2 separate regions of the Mus musculus genome follow, and region 2 is linked to region 1. Evidence: chromatin contacts called from ENCODE Hi-C or POLR2A ChIA-PET data. All regions are on one chromosome and are shown on one strand. The core of a region is the stretch at or near the end of the contact, and the rest is flanking DNA. Distances in the headings are between cores, read along the strand shown.

Region 1 (6,982 bases), core at 2,855-5,354:
TGGGGTCTTCCAACCATACCAATCACTGGCAGAGAACGGGACATAAACCACCAATGGGGGCAAGGGTCTCTCTTCCCTACCCCCATTTATTTGTGTGTAACGGGAATCTGTTGGTGGTGCTTCCCTTAGGGGAAGAACAGGGCATGCTCCTATAGCCTCAGATAATGACTGCCCAGCTTCTTCATATGTGAAGCAACTCCTGAAGTGAAGGGGTCAGGTGCGGAAGAATTGGCCTCCTGGCTTCCCTTGTAAGGGAGTCAGTCGGTCTCTTCCTGGCCTCCCGTGCTCCTCCCATTGGTCTGGTTGAGATGGAAAGAGGCAGAATTTCCATCTCTTCAGTCAGAGCAAGAAAAACTGGTGGTACTTTTGATTTCTCTGAACATTCTGGCCAGTCCAAGTTGGGGGGTATCAGTCCAAGTGTGTGTGTATGTGGGGGGTATCAGACCAATGGAAAATTACCCTGTCCTAACCTGTCCCTGAACCCAGGACTTGGAAATACACATACACACACACACACACACACACACACACACACACACACACACACACACCGTGACTCAAGGTTAATAACCAAGCAATACTGGCTGCATACTCTCCCCTGCACAAGCTTCTAAGGACCCTATAAACCCCTGCGTCCTCTGCACATGTGGCCCACTGCCATCTCTGTTCCTGCTCTGAGACCACCACCATTCTGTGTTTCTCCCCAGTAAATCTTCTGTGTCCTTGCGTGCGCCGGACTGGCCAGCAGTAATGACGCTGCAACAGGATCCTTCTGCACACATTTATTGGGAGAGCTTGATTGCAGAGGTGAAGAGACCCCAAGCCCAGAAATGGTGCTGCTTATATAGGCCTAGGAGAGGCATGTCTCACACCCGGATTGGTTATGCACTATGCCTCATTTGCATGTTCCTCATCTGATTGGCTACTCTCTCTCTCAGTACCTCACAGAACCTAATTAACATACCTCATTTGCATGTCTCACATCTGATTGGTTATATTCTCAGTACCTCATTAACATGCCTGGGCCAGGCAGTGACTTGGCAAAAAGCTTTACTGCATATGTACACATTGGTTGTTTGTCCAAACTTATGTGTGGTGGCCAGCAGTAGTCAGTGCCTATGCACTGCAACTGCACATGTGGCTTCCCACACTGTGTGAGGTTTCTTGCATCGTGTGACTTTATGGTATTCTTTAGTTACCAATTGCCCAGATACCCTGCATTGGAAAACCCACTCACTGAAAGGACTCTAACTCTCAGGGATAGAACACAAGTTTTCAGCTGTGGGAGTGGATAAAGAGCAAAGGTGAATACCTGTTCCCTTTTACAATCTTTTATTTTTTTAAAAATGTATTTTATGTGTATGGGTATTTTGCCTCAAGTATGTCTGTTCACTGTGTGTGTGCCTGGTGCCCTCAGGAGGCCAGAACAGATGTTAGATTCCCTGGGACTGGTGTTATAGACTGTTATAAGCTGTCATGTGGGTGCTGGAGATTGAACCCCCATCCTCTGGAAGAGCAGCCTGTGTTCTTAACCACTGAGCCATCACTCCAGCCCCCTTAAAAATTTATAATTAATTGTGTGTGTTGGGGGGGGTACATGTGAGTGCCCACAGTAGTCAAAAGCATTGGATCACTCTTGGCCTGGAGTTATATGAGTTTCTGAGCAGTTTTTTGTTTCGTTTCATTTTGTTTGTGTGTTTGTTTGTTTTGAGACAGGATTTTGTAGTGAGAATATTGGTTTCTTAAAAAAAAAAAGTTATGTTACATGAATATGTGTTTGTTTTAACCCCAGGTGTAGGATAAGAGTCTACTTCACAGTGGGTGATTATGATTTGCCTCGTGCACTAGCAGGGGTGTGAGCTTTTCCAGCTTCAGATAATTTAATTTTGGGGACTCTGGAGAGGGTACAAAGAGGAGAGCCCCGAATGGGCCTGTGGTGGCTCCCCCCCCAATCCCCCCCCCACTTGTTCCTGCTATTGCATCTGCTAGATTGCTGGTTTGCTATTGCTGAATTGCTGGATTACTGGATATTCTAACAATGGAGATTGGCCTTGCCCCAAGGAACTGGATGCCCCTAATCAGCAGGAAGTAAACTAAAGAGGTCTATGCTCCCTTCCTCCTCTAATCTTCTTTATCTTCTACCTCATGTTGGGGGATTGGAAGGAATTAGGGTGGAATAAGGGTTGAAAGGATGGTAGATATAAGAACCCAGTAAACTTGCTAAACAAATATGCCAACAGTATTTCTCTGTGTGTCATTGGCTGTCCTGGAACTTGCTCTGTAGACCAGGTTGGTCTTGAACTCAGACCCACCTGCCTCTGTCTCCCATGTGCTGTGATTAAAGGTGTGTGTGCCACTACGGCCATACTCAGTTTTTGTTCTTAACCACTTAGCCATCTCTCCAGCCTTTGCCCCTTTCTTTTTCTTTCTTTCTTCTTTTGGAGACAGGGTCTCACTCTAGATTGTGGGCTAGTCACCAGCTTCCTATTCAGCCCAGGCTGGCCTTGCAAGCACTCATGATCCTTACGCCTCATTTCCTCAGTGCTGGAATTACAGGAATATGCTACAAGGCCGGGCCTTTTACCTGTTCTTCTTTAACACAGCATCTATGGAGCCCTTGTAGACCAGGCTGGCCTTAAACCCCACAGATTCTCCTGTGTCTGCCTCCTAGATTCAGGGATTAAAGATGTAAGCCACCATACCAAGTCATTTCCCTATCTCTCCTGAGGTAGAAACTCAGTGGGAGAAGTAGTTATATACAAATCTAAGTCAAAGCAGACTATAAGGATATTGTGTTGGCATACAGAACGAAGCACACTTCCACAGACAGGGGATGTCTTTGGCCGGCAGAGGCATGTTTATCATGACAATTTAGTTCTAGCCTTACCTTTCTGTTTGGTAAAATAAGTGACATTTACCTTTAGAATTTTTTTTTTTTTAAGATGGGAGGCAGAGGCAGGCAGATCTTTTGACTTCAAGGCCAGTCTGGTGACCTAAGGACCCTAGTGGTATACAGAGTTCCAAGACAGCCCAGGCGACAAAAAGAACCCTGTCTCAACAAACGAGCAAACAATGACTAGAGATGCTAGGTAGACCTGGCTGTTATGGAAATTGCTATGTAGTCTAGACTGTTCTTGAACTTGTGGAGATCCTTCTGCCTCAGCCTACTGAGTGCTAGGTTTTTAGGAACACACAATGCCCTTTTAGGAAGGGATTACAACCCTGTCTTGAGGACTTCTGCAATACTGTTCATAGCATACAGGTATTTTGCCCGTGCTTAATTTTAAAAATGGCCGTAATTAATCCTCAGGAGCAAGGTGGAGGAGGTATGATTTCACCTCCTGCTCCAGGGTCTTCATTATCTAGCCCTGGCTCACCTGGAAATCAGATCTGCCTGCCTCTGTCTCTGGAGTGCTGGGATCAAAGGCATGAACCACTATGCCTGGCTATGGTTGTTCTTGATTTACAGTTTAGTAAATTCAATCTCTTGGAGAATACTCTTAAGTTATCATACTATAAATAAAGATGCCAGCTCTGACTTTGCTCTGCAGATTTTTCCCCAACACTCATTCATCATTGCCTAAAACAAACAAAAACAAAACATCAAAGAACCAACCAAACAGAAACAAAACAACAAGCAAGGTGTAGTGTGCACGCTTTTGATCCTAGCACTCAGGCTGGGGGTGTGGATCTCTCAGTTCTGGGTCAGCTAAAGTTACCTAAAGACCCCGTCTGAACATCAACAAAAACCCCAATAGTTTTCCCTGTTTCCTGCGCGAATGCCTTAGGGAGAAGGGTGAAGATAAGGGAAGGCAAATGGGGAGAGTTTAGGACTGGACACACGGGAACGAAAGTCCCTCCGGGAATGGGAGCGGGAAGCGGAAAGATAGAACCGCAGTTCTGCTCTACTGTCAGGACCGAGAGCCTGCGACCCGGGTTCACGCCTAAGCACTGAGCCCGCCCACTACTCCGGGGGCGGAAGCCTTCGCGTCGATAGCCTATCACCGCTGCGAAGACAGAACCAGTCTCTTCTTCATTGGTAGATGGATGGTGACGTTGCGCCATGGCCGTAGCGGACGTCCTGATTGGTTGGCGCTGGGGGCGGGTTTGCGCTTCGAGTCTGCGCCGAACTTTCGCTGTCCACGCTTCCAGGCGGTCGTGGTGGCTAAGGAGGGTGTGGGGACGGCTCGGAGGAACCCTGGGTTTGTGCTGAGAGCGGAGTGGGGGGGCGGGGAGAAGAATCGGTGACCGGAAGTTATCTGGTTGACCGGAAGCGAGGCCTGAGGGAAAGTGCGGATGCCCGGAGGGAGGAGCTTTCCACCTAGGGGGGCGGAGGGGACGCTCGGAGCGCCCGGTGTCCTGCGCGTCTCCGCTTTGAGGCTGAGCGGAGGACGCCGAGCGACCGACCGGTGGGCTTCAGAGAGCCCGAGTCCGGCTGAGCTCCGGCGGGACCTGGTGCCTCACGATCCCGAGAGCCGAACGGGAGGGATTCCTGTCACCGGGGCTCCCGAGGAGTAGCCAGGGTGCAGCCCGTAGGTCAGGCTTGGGGCGCTGCGCGAGGAGCTGGGTTTGTAGCTGACTTCCACTGTGCTGTCTGCCGGGTAGAGTTACGCTCCGCGCCTTTGTACAGGAGCCGGCGCCTGTTGGGGCAAGGAAGGAGCCGGGATGGCCTGGGCTCTGAAGCTGCCGCTAGCCGACGAAGTGATCGAGTCGGGGCTTGTGCAGGACTTTGATGCTAGCCTGTCCGGCATTGGCCAGGAACTGGGTGCTGGTGCTTATAGTATGAGGTGAGTGAGATGCCTCCCAGACCTTACCTTCTTAATAACAAAGGCAGGATCTTGAAAGGTGGGAGGGCGGCTGTACAGTTTAAGAGAACAGCCTGCAGCTTGGTGGGCAGATTACCCCCCCCCTTACACCTCCCTACCTCCCCCATCCTCTGGTTTGAGTAGTAGTGGTATGGGAGGACAGGAAAGACTCTAGAGTCAACTCTGTAGGGCCCTTGCATCCAGATGGTGTAGGAGACTTGGACACTGACTGTATGCTTGGGTATGTCTGGATTCACGTGAAGAAGGGGCAGTTGAGGGATATCTAAAGAAGTCCGGCAGCTGGGAACTGAGGTTCAAGGTTGACGACTTGTTGGGAAGAGATGGGATACCTTGGACAAGAAGTCCACAGACAGCTGTCTCTTACAACAGACTTGTTTTAAGGTTTTCTTCCAGGGTTCCTGTCTTTGGAAACTTGAGCTGAGAATGTCTAAAAAGTGACAAAGAGGCGCACGCCTTTGATCCCAGCACTCGGGAGGCAGAGGCAGGCGGATTTCTGAGTTCGAGGCCAGCCTGGTCTACAGAGTGAGTTCCAGGACAGCCAGGACTACACAGAGAAACCCTGTCTTGAAAAAACAACAACAACAAAAAAAACCCCAACAACAACAACAAAAAGACAAAAGAAAGACGAGAGTACTAGTGCACAACTGAAATACCAGCACCCAGCACTCAGCAAGAGGGGGATTAGGAGCTCAAGACCATGTTTGGCTACATAGTAAAAAATGGCACCGATAACTTTTTGATGTTCCTAAGCACCTATGCATCAGGCAGAAATATCCTTTTGTTAGGGAAGATGGGTGGGAAACACTGCCCCCCACTGCTGGGAGTTTTCTTCCTCTCAGGAATCACAGCTTAGGGAAAGCTGGAATTTTTTTTATTATTTATTTATTTTTTTGAGACAGGGTTTCTCTATGTAGCCCAGGTTGGCCTGGAACTCAGAGATCTGCCTGCCTCCGCCTCCCAAGCGCTGAGATCAAAGGTGTGAATCACCACAGCCCAGCCTAAAGCTGGATTTTTGACTGTGCCACAGAGAAAGAATTCAGGATAAGTTACTGTGAAGCAGAGTTGGAGTTTATTTAAAGGTCTTCAACAACCATGGGGTCTAAGGCAAAATGAGGTGTGCGCAGGAAAGAAAGGCACACCAGGGAGTGGGGTTCAGGCTTCTCAAAGGGATCATCGCTGTCTTTACAGTAACTATATTTAGTGTTTTTGAAGGCGCCTGAAGTTGTACTTGACAGAATTTTTAAGAAACCTTATAACAGGCCTTGGATCATGCATGGGATTCCTCTTAGGTCCCAAAAGTTTCAGAAATTAAAATGTTTTTTAACTGTCAACAAAAATTTAGCCTTGTTTTGGCGATTGGCAGAAAATACCTGAGAAAGTGGGACGACTATGTTTGAAGGTGACATGGGCTTGGGTTCTAACGTGGATCATTGCCATTTTAGCTTTCTTCTCTAGATAAAGGAATTTTATTTCTTTGTTGATAGTCTTCAGATAAAATATAGTTACTTGTGTTGGAATTTTCCCCTTCCATTTATGTGTGTGTGTGTGTGTGTGTGTGTGCACACCTGCGCCCCATGGCATTTGTGGAGGTCAAGGGGCAGCGTTCAGGAATTGATTTTTGTCCTTCCACTGTGTGGATTCTAGGATGGAACTCAGACTCTCACAGTCTTGGTGGCAAGGACCTTGAATCATCAACTAATTGATTCTTTAGCCACACTCCTTTTTCCTTCCCATTTTCCTATAAGTTTTATTGTCTTTCTCTCCTGTTGTAATTTCCCCTTTGAGACTTTTTTAAAATTATTTTTAAGATTATTTATTTATTATAAATAAGTACACTGTAGCTGTTCTCAGATACTCCAGAAGAGGGCATCAGATTTCGTTACGGATGGTTATGAGCCACCATGTGGTTGCTGGGATTTGAACTCGGGACCTTTGGAAGAGCAGTGGGCGCTCTCAACCACTGAGCCATCTCGCCAGCCCCCCCTCCCCCCTTGAGACTCTTAAGGCTAAAAACCTGTTTTCTAGAACTACTTTGGTGTTGGATAGTGATGCAGACCCTACGTATGCAGGGAGCAAAAGTCTCAACCTATCCAACTTAAGGAGAGCATGAGGAAGCTCAAGCTTGGAGACAATTTGTTTGAAATCTGGAATAGAGG
Region 2 (6,709 bases), core at 579-3,078, 48 kb before region 1:
CTCAATGTGTGGAACTTATCACACAGATCCTACTGGAGATGGTGTAGCAGAGGCTGGCTATGAGCACATGGAGAGGGGAGGAAGGGAATGGGGAGAGAGTGGGAGCAAGAGGGCAAGAGAGGAGCAAGAGAGCAGGAGGGGGCAAGCAGCCCCTTTTATAGTGGGTCAGGCCTACCTGGCAGTTGCCAGATAACTGTGGAGTGGAGCTTAGACAGTACACTAACAGTATGTGTTGTGTGTGTGCCTATATGTGTGAATGTGTGTGTGTTCGAGGATGAGCGGGTGTGCATGTGTTTGCGTGTGTGTACGCTCGTGGGGAATGTGTGGGGTGTGTCTCTGAGCATATGTGGGGCTGTGTAGGGTGTCTGGGGGAATGTATCTCTGTGTGGTGTGTGTGTGTGTGTGTGTGTGTGTGTGTGTGTGTGAGAGAGAGAGAGAGAGAGAGAGAGAGAGAGAGAGAGAGAGACTTTGTTGTTCAGGCTGCATCCTAATTCACAGGTTCATTCGGTTTGCTGCCTCTCCAGCAGCCGGTCCTACAGGTGGGACGGTGCCCGGCTCAGGCTACCTCTGTTTGTAAAACTAAACTGTATCGTTTGCCTAGACCGCAAATGGATGGACGCGCTGGGATAAAACCCCAAGCTTTCTGGTTCTTGACCCTTTAGTTAGTCTCACCCGCAGTGCCTCCTCCATGGCCCCAGGAAAACAGCGGACAGCCCAGCTCTGCGGCACCAGTAGCCAGCATGATGCAGGCAGCCTGGAGTGTACCTGTTGGTCAAACCCAGCCGATGCTGCTCCCCTCTCCTCCTGAGTGTGTGCTTCCACTGGAGACGTTTAAGGGACTGTCTGGCAAGGGCTCTACAGTTCATCATTTCTCCTATTGCTGCTTCTGCACGGCCTACCGAGATCATCCTAGACCACGGAAGCACGGGTGTGGGGTGAGGGCGAAGAGGGAAACACTGTTGGGAATCCACTTGGCTGCGTTGATAACGCTCTTCTCTGGTGACTCCCTTCATTCTTTCTCGCTCTCCTGGTCTTCCTTCTTTTGTCCATTATGTCCCAAACCTTCGTTCCCCTGGCCCCTAATCGGCCTCTGAGTCTCCCTCTACCTTCAAAAGTCAGTAGATATAACAAACCCTCCCCACCATCACGGTCCCCAAAACAGTGGCTTGTTTTTCTCCATCGCGTCAAACTTTGCCTTTCTTTTCACACCTTCGTGTGCTGCTTGACTAGCCCGCAGGCTGCAGGTGGGACCCCGCCCCTCCTGAAGGTGGGAAAGCGAGCTAGCTCAGCAGAGCGTCCGGGACCCTGGTCCCTCTGGGATGTGCACAGCTGCTCCGGAGACCCTGAGCCTTAGTGACGTCCGAGTTCCCTCTCCTTTACGGCCTAGAGGACAGACGTGAACTTGAGGTTGGCCGTTGAGAAGGGCAGTTGACCACCAGAGAGTCACGGTTGTCACTGCTCAATCCTCGGCTGAAGGGAAGGCGACACGGGGTCCCCTATCGAGACTCCAGTCCTGCTCTCCAAGGGGGCTGAGTCAAGCGGCCCCACAGGCCCTGGGTCCCAGTCCCCGCGAGGCCTGGGGTTCCTACCCACCCCCACGCGCAGCTCGCAGCTTCCCAGACCCCCCCTCCTTTTCCTGACCGCCGCCCCCGGCGGCTGGCGCGGGAGGTGCAGCATGCGGCAAAGCGCTTTGCATAAATTATGCTCATGACGCAGCAGCTAAAAAAATCCAAGTAGCAGAAGGAGGGAAAGGGGGGGAGGGAGGAGGGGGCGAGGAGGGGACTGCACCTGGCCGCCCCCGCCCCCGGCGTCCCGGCCCGTGCGTGGCCCGCAACCCACCGCCGCTCCGCTCTGCCAGCCCCGGCGGGGGGCTCAGGGGGCGGCGGGTCCCGAGTGGCTCCGGGCCGAGCGAGCCGGGCCGAGCCGCTCCGGCTTCTTTGTCTGCGGGCGGCCGCCCCGGCCGCGGCCCCCTGGCCCGGGCTGGGGGATGAGTGTCTAGCCGGTGGCCGCTGGGCAGCCGGGGAGCGGGAGGCTGGGCTTCGGGCTCCGGTGAGTAGCGGGGTCCGGGGCGGGGAGGGCTTTGCACGGAGGGGGAGGGGGCCGGGCAGGGGAGGTTTCGAATTTGGTTAATATGCAATGCCCGTAATTAGCATAATTTATATATTTATGATAAAGAGAGAAAAAGGCGCGGGGCCGGGGCGGCGGGCTGCGGCCCCGGAGGCTGGAGCTCTGGGAGTCGAGGGCCGCGCTCTGCCCACCTGGGGCCGCAGACCCCGGGCCGCACCCTGGTCTCCGGTCCCCGCGGACACTCGAGGAGGGGCGGCCGCTTGGGTGGACGCCCTGCCCTGGTGGGGGGCGGGGTGTCGGGGAGAGGCACGTAGAGTCCTGGATCCCGGGACGCTTGGGTTCCCTGGCGACCTGTCACCGCTACTCCGGAGAAAGGGCTGGTGGGACTCTGGGGGGCAGAGACCTCGCTGTCACTGGAAGGATGGGGGAATGGTGGGAGGGTCACCGTCGATCAGAGCGTGAGCACTTCATAAATATTTAATGACAGTATTAGTATTAATAATGTCATAAAACGGGCCCACTATCTCCTCCCGGGACATTTGCACCTGGCAAGGCTGAGGGATCTCCAGAGTGGCTTCTAAGCCACTTCAGCGCTAAGATCGCCTCCTCGGGCTTGGGTGGGAAGCCTGAAACCTTTACAGAGTAGTCGCTGCAGCTGGGCAGGAGAAAATGAAAGCCTGCTCAAAAGCTTCCCTAGGCCAAAGACAGGAAGCTCCTAGCAGACACAGAGACTGTAGCCTGTTGGCTCCCTGGCATTCCTTGCTCACAAAATAGAAGGCGGGGCCCCCAGTTCCATGCATATATACCCGTCGCTTTGGTAATCTACGACAGTCAACACTGCAAACCGGCATGCTGGGCGTGTATTCCGTTTTGATTGAAGTTTGTGAGCAGGATATTTCTGTGACTCGGGGGCCTCTTTACATATGTAAAGCAGAATCACATTCATTCCTTCTATGGTACTTCAATAAAAAAAAATCAGTGTGCGAGAGCCGCACTCAGACAAAGCCCCACCTGTCCTGGAAGGAGCAAGACAAACAAACTCGGAAAAAAACAAAAAAAAAAAAATCAGATCAGGTAAAGCCAGAGAGAGAGAAACAGAGAAGACACGCTGGTTTCTGTTTCTTCCTAGAGGCACTAACTATTTGGCAACTAAGAAAAGTAAAACTGTTGATGCACAGCTGTAACCCCAGCAGCCAGGTGTGAAACTGCAGCCGGAGGATCAAAGACTAAAGCTTGATAGTGAGACTGGGCCTTAAAAACTCAAGGCAAACAAAACAAAACCCCAAGCCAAACACCCATTTCTATAAATGTAAAACAAAAAGGGGCACTTGCGGTTTGATGGCTCAGCAGCAGGTAAAGGCATTGGCTGCCAAGCCTGACACTCTTAAGTGTGGCCCTTGAACCTTGAGAAGTAGAGAACAAACTCCTGCAAGTTGTCTGCTCTTCGAACACAAGCTATGTGAGTGCACCATGGCACTCGGGTGCGCCCCCCACACACACAGACACACACACTAAGTAATAAATGTCAAGAGGAAGGAGAAGGGGGAAGGAGGAGGAGGAAGAGAAGAAGAAGAAGAAGAAGAAGAAGAAGAAGAAGAAGAAGAAGAAGAAGAAGAAGAAGAGGAGGAGGAGGAGGAGGAGGAGGAGGAGGAGGAGGAGGAGGAGGAGGAGGAGAAGAAGAAGAAGAAGAAGAAGAAGAAGAAGAAGAAGAAGAAGAAGAAGAAGAAGAAGAAGAAGAAGAGGAGGAAGAAGAAGAAGAAGAAGAAGAAGAAGAAGAAGAAGAAGAAGAAGAAGAAGAAGAAGAAGAAGAAGAAGAAGAAGAAGAAGAAGAAGAAGCAAAGAAAGAAGCCAGGCGGTGGTGGCACACATCTTTGATCCCAGCACTTCAGAGGCAGAAGCAGGTGGATCTCTGAGTTTGAGGCCAGCCTGGTCTATATACAAAGAACCTCTGATCCCCTAAAACAAACCGAAAAACATAACAAACAAACAAAAAAAAAAAAAAAAAAAAAAGGAAAGGAAGAAAATAATCTGGGCCCAGAGCTCAGGAGAGAGAGTATTATATCCATCTGTCCATCAGTCACAGCTCACACAGGCACACCCTGATGATGGAGGACAAGATACATGTCACAAATCAGAAGAAATCGCTGTTATATGTGGTATGCAATGGTACAACACTTACCTAGCATGCACAAGGGTGAATTCAAACCCCAAAAGTGAAAATTCAAGAAATAATCAAGGAAAAGAAAGAAATGTATCTTCTAAAGGTTCTCTGCTTCAAGGGAAAAAGTCTGTTTAAAAAAAAAAAAAAAAAGGCCATCACTGGAAAGAGAGGCCCATTGGACTTGCAAACTTTATATGCCCCAGTACAGGGGAATGCCAGGGCCAAAAAGGGGGAGTGGGGGGTAGGGGAGTGGGGGTGGGGTGGGTATGGGGGACTTTTGGGATAGCATTGGAAATGTAAACGAGGAAAATACCTAATAAAAAATTAAAAAAAAAAAAGGCTAGGCAGTGGTGCAGGCCTTTCATCCCAGTACTGGAGAGGCAGAAGCAGGTGGATCTCTGGGAGTTCAAGGCCAGCCTGGTCTACTTAGTGAATTCCAGGACAGACAAGGCTATTCAGAGAGACCCTGTATCTGAGAGGAGAGGGAGGAGAAGAAAAACAAAACTGGTATAAACTCTTATTCCCCTCCAAGACTTACTTTGACATTGTAACTTTAGTACTTGGGCAGTCATTCCATGAGAGAGCAAATGCTTCCACGTCCAGGACCATAAATAATCAAGTAAATAAAATTATAACAGAGATCTTTTACATTTCATAATGTTTTATGATTTAAACCATCTTGTACTCATGCTTTATTTCAGTTAAAATAATAGCAATAGTAGGATGGGGGAATGTAACTCCATAGTGCCAGTCCATCACTCTTTCCCAAGGTCCCATCAGCTAAGAGCGTGCACCTGAAACCTCAGCACTTGGGCTTGAGAGGCAGGGAGACTGGAAGTTTGCAGTCATCAGGGATAGGGAGTTCCAGGCCAGGCTGGAATACATTGCAACCTTGTCTCAACAAACAAACAATTCAACCATACAATAACAAAACACTTAACCAGCATTTGTGTGTTAGGCCCTATGGAAAATGCTTGACATCAGTGCTTCTCAATTCCTTTGAACAGGGGTCAAGCCCTTTCACAAGGGTTGCATATTGGATATTTACATTGCTGTTCACAACAGTAGCAAAATTAGAGTTAGGAAAGAGCAATGAAATAATTTTAAAGTTGGGGAGTCACCACAACACGAGGAACTGTATTAAAGGGCTGCGGCATTGGGAAGGTTGAGAACCGCTGTCTTCCATAAATATTACCAATTCAAAGTTGGACATAGTGACACAGGGGTGTAGTGATCACATGATTGAACCTAGTTACATAGAGAAACCCAGGCCGAAAAATGTTACCACGGGGGCTGGGGATATGGCCCAATCCTTGAGAGCATTGCTGCTCTAGCAGAGGGCCCAGGTTCTGTTCCCAGCGGCCACATGGCCCCTCCCACCTGCCTGTAAAATCCGAAGCAGGGAAATCCACAGAGAAAGCAGCTGAGGAAGTTCCCAGGCTGGAAAGGGGAGTGCCCGAAGAGATGTAAAATTTCCTTTTAGGTCATTGAAAATACTCTTGGACTAGAAGTGCTAATGGCTGCGCAACATTGTCAATGTGTAAACTTCCTCAGAAATACACACTTTAAAATGATTTTAAAGTGGTTAGTCCATGCCTTTCATCCTAGCACTCAAGAGGCAAAGGCAGTCTGAAGTTCTAGGCTGTCCTGGTCTACATACTGAGTTCCAGCCTGGCTAAGACTAACTAGTGAGACACCCCACCCCCTGTACACGCACACTCTCTCTTTAAAAAGTAGCTATTGGAGCCGGGCGTGGTGGCGCACACCTTTAATCCCAGCACTTGGGAGGCAGAGGCAGGCGGATTTCTGAGTTCGAGGCCAGCCTGGTCTACAAAGTGAGTTTCAGGACAGCCAGGGCTATACAGAGAAACCCTGTCTCGAAAAACCAAAAAAAAAAAAAAAAAAAAGTAGATGTTGGGGATGGGGCTCAGTGATGAGCGCTGTCTAGTACACACAGAGCCTTGAGTTCTATCCTCAGCATTGCAAAAAGAGAGATGCGTAATACAATGAGATGGTGAAACTGATGAGCTCTCTATTGTGTGAATTTATATAATTTTTTGCAGCTGCTATATCAAAATACCATAAATCAGGTCTCTGGTAAACAAAAGTTCAGCTCAAAACACTACAAGCTGGGCAGTTCTAGGTCAAGTTGTTCCTCGGGGCACCTCATTCCTCCGAGAGAGTGCTGTCTTGCTATCAAGACTGTGCCCTAGATCACTGTAACCCTCCTGGAGAGGGAGAACCCCCCCCCCCCATTCCATCTCCCACCTCAGGGTTAGGATTCTAACATAGGAACCGAGAGGGGTACAAACATCAGACCACAGCAGAGTTTTGCCTAGATGTAAAAGGGGTTGTGGGGCAGGGGATGTAGCTCTGTGGTAGAATGCTTGACCAGTATGCTCAGGAGCTTTGGGCCTAGTCCCATAATGCCAAGAACAAAACAAAAACCTTCCAGGAGAAAAAAAAAGGAAAAAGAAAAAA

What was found. Hi-C counts contacts between places; a loop is a spot of excess contacts on that map. ChIA-PET counts read pairs that join two places held with the same protein, here RNA polymerase II (POLR2A).
Region 2: a loop to region 1 is called in a map of left cerebral cortex, with 6 times the contacts of the local background. The contact joins the promoter of Pou6f1 here to the promoter of Tfcp2 in region 1. A Hi-C loop is called at or near these places in 9 of 37 maps with a recorded cell type or tissue (T-helper 17 cell, gastrocnemius, heart and 1 more). POLR2A ChIA-PET finds 5 or more read pairs at or near these places in 1 of 5 experiments (Patski).

What each region holds. Positions count from the first base shown.
Region 1 is chr15:100,549,130-100,556,111 of GRCm38, reverse strand. It overlaps Tfcp2 (transcription factor CP2), which reads left to right and starts at 4,104. Exons shown (of 16, transcript NM_033476.3): 1 at 4,104-4,202; 2 at 4,631-4,787. The coding sequence starts at 4,666.
Region 2 is chr15:100,595,103-100,601,811 of GRCm38, reverse strand. It overlaps Pou6f1 (POU domain, class 6, transcription factor 1), which reads left to right and starts at 1,828. Exons shown (of 11, transcript NM_001304965.1): 1 at 1,828-2,049.